Regions from separate parts of the Homo sapiens genome. Here region 2 is linked to region 1. Evidence: chromatin contacts called from ENCODE Hi-C or POLR2A ChIA-PET data. All regions are on one chromosome and are shown on one strand. The core of a region is the stretch at or near the end of the contact, and the rest is flanking DNA. Distances in the headings are between cores, read along the strand shown.

The links. Hi-C counts contacts between places; a loop is a spot of excess contacts on that map. ChIA-PET counts read pairs that join two places held with the same protein, here RNA polymerase II (POLR2A). Pooled maps may share reads with other maps.
Region 2: a loop to region 1 is called in a map of sciatic nerve, with 5 times the contacts of the local background. The contact joins two enhancer-like sites. A Hi-C loop is called at or near these places in 4 of 168 maps with a recorded cell type or tissue (CD8-positive, alpha-beta T cell, endothelial cell of hepatic sinusoid, ovary and 1 more) and 8 of 50 pooled maps. POLR2A ChIA-PET finds 5 or more read pairs at or near these places in 4 of 52 experiments (CD4-positive, alpha-beta T cell, activated B cell, activated CD4-positive, alpha-beta T cell and 1 more).

The regions. Positions count from the first base shown.
Region 1 is chr15:98,521,446-98,527,170 of GRCh38, forward strand. No RefSeq gene overlaps it. Among named protein-coding and RNA genes, the nearest start is that of LINC02351, 100 kb to the left of the region's middle. Within about 2 kb of position 3,871, at least 4 of the 41 ENCODE cell types and tissues checked have a DNase peak (open chromatin) inside an H3K27ac peak, as active enhancers do.
Region 2 is chr15:98,598,315-98,603,925 of GRCh38, forward strand. No RefSeq gene overlaps it. Among named protein-coding and RNA genes, the nearest start is that of IGF1R, 47 kb to the right of the region's middle. RefSeq lists enhancers at 1,677-2,177, 2,178-2,678, 2,301-2,450. Within about 2 kb of position 2,122, at least 20 of the 41 ENCODE cell types and tissues checked have a DNase peak (open chromatin) inside an H3K27ac peak, as active enhancers do.

The DNA.
Region 1 (5,725 bases), core at 2,621-5,120:
ACAGGTCTCATTCTGTCGCCCAGGCTGGAGTACAGTGGTGCGATCTTGGCTCACTGCAACCTCGGCCTCCGGGTTTCAAGCAATTCTTGTCCCGTAGCCTCCCAAGTAGCTGGGACGACAGACACGCACCACCATGCCTGGTTAGTTTTTGTATTTTTAGTAGAGCCAGGGTTTAACCATGTTGGCCAGGCTGGTCTTGAACTCCTGACCTCAAGTGATCCACCTGCCTCAGCCTCCCAAAGTGCTGGGATTACAGGCATGAGCCACCACACCCAGCCAGCTAAAACAAATAGATAGCATCCAACTTCAGCTGAGAAGCAGCAGTCTGTTTCCCACTCTGCAGAGACCAAAGATTCTGGCTGGCATGTCCCCAAGTGGGGAGGGGGCTGTATCCCCAATCTGTGGACCCCACCTCAGCCTCCAATTCACCTCTGAGCATCCCATAGGGGAAGGAGGCTGCCACAGCAACTGCCTCCTCCTCCTCCTCCTCCTCACCCCCGCCCCCCCAAGATAAGCCTGGACGTAAACACCTACTTGGTGCCCCTTGTGGAACAGCAGCTTCCCCTGCTTGTTTCGGAAGCACCATTCCCCCTGCCAATCACTATTCTGGAATCAAAGACTGCAATAAGTGGCAAAAAGTGTCAAGTCTTCAGTCCACCAAGTTTGCCTAGGAAGAATTTCACTGCTGGGAATAGCTCCTGGAGGGAAAGGCTCCTAACTTTGGGAGGATGTCAACAGCTTCAGTGGGCCAGAACTCAGCCTCTGCAGAAGCCTCACCTCCTTGTCCCCCACCTTCCAGGGTGAAAATGTCATGGGCATACAGAGTGGTAAATAAACAGCTGAGTAAACACATTCTTTCAGCCCCCTGGCCTGAACCTACAAGCCTTCCCTACGCCTTACTGGGCCCTCCAGGTGCACAGCTTAGGAGCCAAATGGATCCGCGATGGCACCCCAGTTCCTTCCTCAGGGACCATTCAGATCTGCCATAAACACCAAGCTGAGCCTGCACCCCCTCTCTCCCATCGTCCTGACACCACCTCTCTCCCATCGTCCTGATGTGCATCCCTTAGCTCAGGGCTGCAGCATCTTTTCTTTTTCTTTTTTTTCTCTCTCCCATCGTCCTGACATTCATCCCTTAGCTCAGGGCCACAGCATCTTTTCTTTTTCTTTTTTTTCTCTCTCCCATCGTCCTGACGTGCGTCCCTTAGCTCAGGGCCACAGCATCTTTTCTTTTTCTTTTTTTTCTCTCTCCCATCGTCCTGACATTCATCCCTTAGCTCAGGGCCACAGCATCTTTTCTTTTTCTTTTTTTTCTCTCTCCCATCGTCCTGACGTGCGTCCCTTAGCTCAGGGCCACAGCATCTTTTCTTTTTCTTTTTTTTCTCTCTCCCATCGTCCTGACATTCATCCCTTAGCTCAGGGCCACAGCATCTTTTCTTTTTCTTTTTTTTCTCTCTCCCATTGTCCTGACATGCATCCCTTAGCCCAGGGCCACAGCATCTTTTCTTTTTCTTTTTTTTAAGACAGGGTCTCACTCTGTCACCCAGGCTGGAGTGCAGTGGTACGATTTCAGCTCACCGTAGCCTCAATCTCTCAGGCTCAAGGTCCCCTCCCTCCTCAGCCCCCCAGGTAGCTGGGACCACAGGTGCAAGCCACTATGATCAGATAATATCTGGTGGTGGTGGTGATTTTTTTTTTTTTTTTTTAGAGATGGGGTTTTGCCATGTTGGCCAGGCTGGTCTCAAACTCTTGGACTCAAGCATTCCACCCACTTCAGCCTCCCAAAGTGCCGGGATTACGAGCTTGAGACACCGGGCCGGGCCCTCGGCATCTTGTAACAACTATCTGCTCCATCCGTCCATCCGCCCTCCCTCCATCACCAATTAAAATAACAGCAGCAGCTGATGTGCTTTCGGCTCCAGTTGCCAACACGATGCTGAGCACTCCACAGCCGTGACCTCACTGAATCCTGCTTAACGCATTCACAGAAGAGGAAACTGAGGCCTCTAGAGGATAACGCTTGGCCAGTAAGGGGCAGCACTGGGGCATGAGCCCAGGTCTATCTGATTTCAAAACCTGTGTAAAACATTCAGCTGGTGCTACTGACCGGATCAAAACAGTCCCCTTTACCAAGCTCAAATGCCATTTAAAAGTCCCAGGTCAGGCCAGGTGTAGTGATTCACGCCTGTAATCACAGCACTTTGGGAAGCCGAGGTGCGTGGATCACCTGAGGTCCGGAGTTCGAGACCAGCCTGAGCAACATGGTGAAACCTCATCTCTACTAAAAATACAAAAAGTAGCTTGGCGTGGTGCCAGGCGCCTGTAGTCCCAGCTACTCAGGAGGCCGAGGCAGGAGAATCGCTTGAGCCCGGGAGGCAGAGGGTGCAGTGAGTTGAGATTGCACCACTGCACTCTAGCCCGGGCGACAAGAGTGAAACTGTCTCAAAAAAAAAAAAAAAAATCCCAGGTCCCTCCTCTGCCGTACCCAGGGTGCCCTATGCCCTCCGCTGCAGAGCTCTCTCTGCCTGTCCATCCTCAAGGCCCATCTCAAATGCAGCCAGCTCTCTCCTGGAGCCCTAAAACACAAGGGCAAGGACTCTGGGGGACACTGAGTCCTGTGTTCAGCCCAGGATAGGATGAGCACATGTGGGCCACATCCTCTGTCTTGCCGGACTCCCTAACTCACAGCTCAACTCTGTCTCAGAGCAGTCACTCCCCAACTCACAACAACGAGAGGAGCTGGGGCATGCCGAGTACAACACAGCTTCCCTCCCCTCCCCAGCCCACCATGAAGACCCCTTCCCGTGCTTTTCCCATACAAAGCATTCAGTCCATTTGGGTGGTTGTTCAACTAAGCTCTCTGTTGAAACTGCTATTCATTTCAACTCACTGGGCAAGTGGCTTCCCACAAGTCTGAAAAAAGATTCACTGAACGTTCAAAGAAATTAAGAAAAACAAACTGGAGAGAGGGCTGCTTCCACCCTGGGGCCTGCACGCATGCTGCATGCTCCTCCCATGGAAACCAACTTCAATAGCGACCTTTCTCAAAACACACCCAGGAACTCCAGTGTTAAGGGGCAGGGACAGATCTGATCTTGATTTTTACTTTCTGTCGCTGGCCCTGTGTTCTGGGAAAGATGTTTGTCAGATCTGGACCACCCGTCTCCTACAGCAAGGTTGCAAGTTCAACGGAAGAGCATTGATTGACCAGCCCCAAGAAGATGCTGACCTTGGCCCTTTGTGAATTGACCTCCTGCCAGCGGAGTGCTAAGACACTGTGATCATTTGGATTTGCAGGGAGGGGGGCACCTCACCCAAGGCCGTCAGGTCTGAGGCCTGGGTGCTCAGGGTCCTGCCTGATTCTTGCAGGAAGCCTAGACTTGCTTGGCATCATTTCTGGTCACGTGTGATCAGGAGAAATGCAGTGAATGTTTTGCTCCTTCCACACCATGAAATCGTTTCCCCTACAGGTTATGCTGTGGGGGCTGTCACACTCCCTCAAAGAACTCAGTGGACTCTGTCCCAGGGCACCACTGCCCCAGAGCTCTAGTGCCTGGCCACCCAAGAGGCCACAGGGACAGGTCCCTGGGGGAGTGTTCTCAGCACTGAAGCCACCAGGATCAGCAGACACAGCCCAGCTCAATGATCCCGAGAGTGGGGGCAGCATCAGGCTCACCTCCGGAGAGCAGGGTCCCAGAGGCCACAAAAATTAACCCTCTCAGACCACAGCAAACTGGGGGAGAGCTTAATGCTCATAAAGTAACGTGGCACCCAGAGGCTTGGTTCCCTTTTAAAGATTGAAAGCAGGACGCAGTCCCCTGTTTCCCCAGGAAGAAGAGCCACAGAGCAGGCACCAGGGCCACCTCTCCTGGGCCGTCCCTCAACCCAGCCTGGGTGACTGGTGACAAGGGATGCCAGACTGAGGCCTGCAGCTCCAACCCACACCAAGGCCGCAGGCTGCCCAGCGTTTTTTGTTCAAATTTGTTCTCTTCCCTGAGGGATACTTCCCTCTCACACGGAGAATGTTTGGGTTGGCTTTCTGGAAAACTGGGTGGGAGTGAAAAATAGCTGCTTAAGGCATGAGGGGAGGGGGGATGCAACACTCACTAGGAAGAAAGATTCCCCTCCCCACCCCCAGGAGAAAGAAACCTCCCTCATTACCCAAGAGGAAGACCCCTCCATCTCCATCCCAGGAAGAATGAACACACACACACACACAATGAACACACACACACACAATGAACACACACACACACACCCACACACACACCCCTGCCCTGGGAGCAAGGAAGCGCCTCTCCCCCGCTCAGAACCCCCTCACTCCCCGAAAACCCGCAAGGCTGAGCTTTGGGAAGTAAACAAGTCCCGGCGCTTTACGCAGGCGCTGGGGGCCCAGCCAGGCCGCCACACTCGCTTCGCTGGTGACGGGAGGCACAGGCTTCCAGATGTGAAACGCTAACAGGCTGTAATGGCTTGAACTGAACAGGAAATATTTTTCCAAAGCCAAAAGAATGCAATCTTTTCAGTACAATGTAAAATGCTTTTATGAAAAAGGCACACAGTTAAAACGATAATTCACTGCAGACTGTAAAGAAACTGAAACCCCCAGCAAACCCCAAATTGAAGAATTCCCTTTAAGCATATGTTGACGTAGTTACCTTAAAAACAAACATAATGGTACGTCTTAAGGTGTCCTTTAGGGAAAATGCTTAAATCATTCAGAATCTTCGTATCAAAGCTTGGGTTCCCAGGGCTGCAGCAATAGATCCACTCCCTCGGTCACTGCCTGTCCCATCAGCCACGACCGCGGCTGGGTCAGCCACTGCTGATCAGTCCAGCAAGGCCTAATGTCCAAGGCCCTTCCTAGCACCTTTTGGTCCTTCCTATGTAAACTGCAAGGTCAACTAATGAAGACCTTGAACGGGATCAATGTTTTGCAATTAATCATTGATTTAGTATCACTAGCAAAATATTCTCTTCAAAGACTACCTTACCACAAAGGTTAGCAAAATCTTTTCAGTTTAACAAATGTAATTTGTATCATATGGGCCCATTATTTTAAGAAACATTACCGAAGACATTTTACATTTTACTAGCCTCACTCTTAGAAACTTGGACTTTGCCGAAAGCCACTACCTGGCAGCAACTATGAGGCAGTATGTCATGGGAAAAGCTGGCTGAAATCACTTGATTTTTTTTAGTAACGTGGGCTGTCATTCTTCAACTACAGTACGAACAATTCTTGCTCTGGATAATGTGAACACATTTTTAAGGACACAAAATTATGAAGTAGTATTCAAGTCTTTTTGTTTAGTTTTCTTGTTTTTTTGAGGCAAGGTCTCACTCTGTTGTCCAGGCCAGAGTGCGGTGGTGCAATCGCGGCTCATTGCAGCCTCCACCTCCCAGGCTCAAACAATCCTCCTGCCTCATTTTTTAATTTTTTTTGTGGAGACAAGGTCTCACTACAGGCTGGTCTCAAACTCCTGGGCTCAAGCGATCCTTCTACCTTGACCTCCTAAAGTGGTGGCTGGGCTTACAGGTGTGAGCCATTGCAGCTGGCCATCAAGTCATATATATATACACACACATATATATACACATATATATATACACATATATATACATATTATATGTATACATATATATATACACATATATATACACATATATATATACACATATATATACACATATATATATACACATATATATACACATATATATA
Region 2 (5,611 bases), core at 872-3,371, 75 kb after region 1:
CCGTAAAGCAATAATTTGTTAAGCAAAAGAAAAAAATACATTTCAGGGTAAATTTTAGAAGATTTTTTAAAAAACTTTACATGAGAGTTGACTTTATGAGAAAGCATTCCCCTCTGGTAGGTCTGATTGTATCATTGGTGTCTTTCCCACTAGACTGTGAGCTCCACAGTCTGCAGAATGGGAATGTGCAATCTGTGTTTTCACTACCAAATCTCTAGCTCGCACTCAGCACAGCACTTGGCACTACAGTACGGTTCTACAAGCATTTGTTGAATTAACTAAGTTATATTTGACTGCTAGGAAAGCCCACTCTTGCATTGAAAGAGAGAGAGAGAGGAAGGAAGGAAGGGAGGGAAGGAAGGAAAGAGGCTTATTGCTTTCAAATTGATCTATTTAATTCAACACCTGCGAAAGCAATCCTGTAGCTTGGTGTTCCAGCTCTGGTTGTATATGCAAGTCTTAGTCATACTGGCTAATATTGACGGCTTATCACACATCACAGGTCATCTTACCAGATCTTAACAACACTTTTTTTTTTTTTTTTTTTTTTTTTTTTTGGAGACTGAGTCTTGCTGTATCGCCCAGCCTGGAGTGCAGTGGAGCAATCTCGGCTCACTGCAACCTCCACCTTCCAGGTTCAAGTGATTATACTGCCTCAGTCTCCTGAGTAGCTGGGATTACAGGTGCCTACCACCATACCCGGCTAATGTTTGTATTTTCAGTAGAGACAGGGTTTCACCATGTTGGCCAGGATGGTCTGGAGCTCCCGACCAAGTAGTCCACCCACCTCAGCCTCCCAAAGTGCTGGGATTACAGGCGTGAACCATTGCGCCCAGCCACAACACCTTTCTAAGTAGGTAGAATTACCATCATCACTATGCCCATTTTACAGATAAGGACAGTGAGGTTAAATTGTTGCCCAAGGTCACAGAGCCAGCAAGGGGTAGAGCCAGGATTCAAACCCAGGTCATCTGGCTGCACGCCCCAGCCTGAATTGCTGTAGATGCAGTTCTGCAAACCCATTCCTGGGAAAGAATGCTTTATTTTTAGGTGATAAAGACAAGCCATCTACTTCTGCAAAATCTTACATTTTAAATTTGAAATTCAAAGTTAGCAAAGCTCCAAATCAGAACCTACTGAACTCAAATCCAAGCTCAGAAGATGTGACTTCCAGCAAATTACTTAACATCATTGAAGGCTGAAAAAATACCTGTCTCCAAGAGATGATGTGCGGAAATTCTCTGGCTCCTGGTAGGCATGGAACTAATGATCACTAAGTGCGTTTAATGTCCTTGCTAGAGTAAAGAAAGCACTGGGCAAAGCTCATGGCTCCTAGTAGGTCCTCCGTGTCTGTTTTCTCCTTCTCCCTTCTTCCGTCTTTCATACACGTCGGGAGAAGAGTGTGGATATTATGTCCACATCATTGAGATAAAAGATATTTATCAACAAACAATTGCAGTTGCAACGGGAAAGCAAGACAAGAGCATGGGATCCATGGTTTGTGTGAATGCAGATAGCAGGGATGCGATAGCATACATATGGCAAATATTATGTGCCTAAAAGCTGGAGAGCTGCAAAACAGACCATTCCTATTTATAGTGAGAATAGACAGCCCGCAGGCTTTGCCACCACGTGTTCCTCTTGCTGCTCAGGATGAATGGGGGCTTCAGACCAAGTCCCAAGTTTTTAGTTAACAATCCACACCAAGTTTTAGATATAACATTTCCAGGGCCCCTATGTCATGAACTAAATATGTGAGGTTCAAAAAACTGGAATGGAATTTAATTTGCAGTGGGATCAGGACCTTTTGCGAGTAGCTGATGACCTAGGGTGGATGTAACGCATACACATGTGCAGGAGAGAGCTTTAAGCACCAGGGCAGAGCTGAGGCCTTCTTAAAAAAAAATGGTAAATACAATTCTGAGAAAAATCAGGCCCCTGTATTTCTTGAGCTGGAGAGAATTGGGCATACAGGTATGTTTACAAAGACTGAGCTCGCGGAAGAGGTTTTAAAAGACCAAAAAAAAGTCTCAATGGGAAAAGATACCTTCTGCCCTGCCTCCGCCACCTCCTGCTCCTCCTCCTCTCTCTCTCAGCTCATGCGCATGTACACACACACATACACACACACACACACACGCACACTTACACACACTGCACTGACGCACACATACACACACTGCACTGGCAAGGATCCCATCCCCAAGGCTCCTCGCTCCGGAGGGTGGTCACTCCCCAAAGAATGTGCTCTTTGGGGTTCCCCTGCGAGGGAGCCTGCAGCCCTCTCTCCTGGCCCTGCCTGCTCTCTGTCGGTTGCTTTCACTCTCACTTTCTCTTCCTGGAAGCCGTTTCCTGATTTACACTGATAGCCTGAAATCCTATGAATTCAAAGCTGCCACACTGTGTTCATAGCAAACATATAATATATTATTTAGTTCGTTTTCAATTACAAAGATATTTCCTTGAAAACAATCATTCACAGGAACTTGGCCATGTTTTAAATATGGGAAATAACAAAGTGGCCAAGGAAAGCCTTAGTAAACACGCAGGGAGAGCACACCAATCAGTCTTCTTATAGACATTTTTGTTTCCTTACAAAAACTTGAACCTTCATAACTTTTCACAGTAGAACACTGAAAGCCAAGAGACACAAATCATTCTAAAATAGTGAGTTAGCCATACAAAATTACAGAAAAGTCTAGATAAGTTGAATCGTTGGTTTCACTTTTTCCTTTCAAAACACCTTATTGTTAAGAAAGTAAGGCCAAAAAAAAGGAAGAAAGTTAAAAAGCCAAATTGGAAAACAATGGGAAAAAATATTTGAAGGACCTTTTTTTTTTTTTTTTTTTTTGAGATGGAGTTTCTCTCTGTCCCCCAGGCTGGAGTGCAGTGGTGCAATCTCAGCTCACTGCAACCTCCACCTCCCGGATTCAAGCAATTCTCCTGCCTCAGCCTCCCAAGTAGCTGGGACCACAGGTGTGCACCACCATGCCTGGCTAATTTTTTTGTATTTTTACTAGATACGGGCTTTCACCATGTTGGCTAGGCTGGTCTCGAACTCCTGACCTCAAGTGATCCACCCACCTTGGCCTCCCAAAGTACTGGGATTACAGGCGTGAGCTACCACGCCCAGCCAGATCCTATGTTTGATAAGGGACTAACATCCAGAATACATAAAGAATTCTTTCTTTCTGTTTCCCGGCCCCACCAAGGCAGAGTCTCTCTCTGTCTCCCAGGCTGGAGTGCAGTGGCACAGTCACGGCTCACTGCAGCCTGGACCTCCTGGGCTCAAGCGATTCTCCAACTTCAGCCTCTCAAGTAACTGGGACTACAGGCATGTGCCACCAAGCCTGCCTAATTTTTATATTGTTTGTAGAGACAAGGTTTCACCATGTTGCCCAGTCTGGTCTCAAAATCCTGGGCTCAAGAGATCCCCCTGCCTTGGCCTCTCAAAGTGCTGGGATTACAGATGTAAGCCACTACACCCAGCAGGAATTCATATAGCTCAATAACAAAAAAAAAAGACAAATAACCCAATTGTAAAATAAGCAAAAGATTTGATTAGATATTTCCCCAAAGAAGGTATACAATGACCAATAAGCACAAGAAAAGATGCTTTGCATCAGGAGTCCCCAAGCCTGGGCAGTGGACTGGTACCAGTCCATGTGGCCTGTTAGGAACCCAGCTGCACGGCAGGAGGTGAGAGTCGGGCCAGTGAGCATTACTGCCTGAGCTCTGCCTCCTGTCAGATCAGCTGCAGCGTGAGATTCTCATAAGAGCATGAACCCTTTTGTGAACTGACATGCGAGGGATCTAGGTTGCACACTCTTTATGAGAATCTAATGCCTGATGATCTGAGATGGAACAATTTCATCCCGAAGCCATGCTGCTCCCTCCACACCACATCTGTGGAAAAACTGTCTTCCATGAAACTGGTCCCTGGTGGCAAAAAGGTTGGGGACCACTGCTCCACATCATTAGCCATCAGGGAAGTGCAAGTCAAAACCACAGTGAGATGCCACTTCACATCTTCTAAGATGGCAATAATAAAAATGACAGATGAAAGCAAGTAGTAGTAAGAATGTGGAGAAATTGGAACCCTCATATGCTGCCGGCGGAAATGTAAAATAGTCCAGCCACTGTGGAAAACAGTGTCACAGTTTCTCAAAATGTTAGACACAGAGTAGCCATATGACCTGGCAGTTCCACTCCTAGGTGTTTACCTAAGAGAAATGAAATCTGGCCAGGCGTGGTGGCTCACGCCTATAATCCCAGCACTTTGGGAAGCCAAGGTGGGCAGATCACCTGAGGTCAGGAGTTTGAGACCAGGCTGGCCAACATGGTGAGACCCTGTCTCTACTAAAAATACAAAAATCAGCTGGGTGTGGTGGCACATGCCTGTAATCCCAGCTACTTGGGAGACTGAGGCAGAAGAATTGTTTGAACCCAGGAGGTGGAGGTTGCAGTGAGCCAAGATGGTGGCATTGCACTCCAGACTGAGCAACAGAGTGAGACTCCATCTCAAAAAAAAAAAAAAAAAAGAGAGAGAAATGAAATCTACATCCACAAAAGCTTATACATAAATGTTCGTAGCAGCGTTATTTATAATAGTAAAAAAGTGGAAACAACTAAAGTGTTTATCAACTATGAATAGATAAAATGTGGTATATCCATGTAATGTAATATTATTCAGCCATAAAAAGGAATGAAGTGCTGATATATACTACAGTGTGGATAAATCTGGAGAACAGTATCCTAAGTGAAAAAAACCGTGAATAAAATAGCACATATTATATGATTCTGTTTATATAAAATGTCTAGAATAGGCACATCTATAAAGATAGAAAGTAGATTAATGTTTCTCTAAGACTAGGGGTGGTGAAGACGGTAGGGAATGACTGCTAAAAGGTTTGGGGTTTATTTTTGGGGTGATGAAAATGTTCTAAACTTAGGCTGGGTGCAGTGGTTCACACCTATAATCCCAGCAGTTTGGGAGGCTGAGGCGGGTGGATCGCTTGAGGCCAGGAGTTCCAAACAAGCTTTGGCAACATAGTGAGATCCTATCTCTACAAAAAAAAGAAAAAAAAAAAACCATAAAAATGAGCTGGCCATGGTAGCACGTACCTGTAGTCCTAGCTGCTCTGGAGGCTGAGGCTGGAGGACCGCTTGAGCCCAGGAGTTCAAAGCCGTCGTGAGCTAGGATCAAGCCACTGCACTCCAGCCTGGGTGACAGAGCAAGACCTTGTCTCTAAAAAAAAAAGAAAGAAAGAAAAGAAAAATCTATGCTTTAAAATTAGATCATGGCGGATGATTGCATAACTCTATGAATATAGAACACCACTGAATTTAACACTTTAAATGGGTGAATTTTATGGTATGTGAATTATATCTCAGTAAATATATTTGAAATATAAAATTAGTACATAGTTAACATCTCTGTAACTCTGTGCTAAACACCTTAATTTATCATTTTGTTCATAACACACCATAGCACACCTGTTAGACTATTTCTATCCCTAATGGTTAAAAAAAATGTTTTGACATTAAATTGGAAAGAAATGACAATGGTTAGGAGTTAAACTTTCCACTTTTCTCAATATAAGTACTAGAA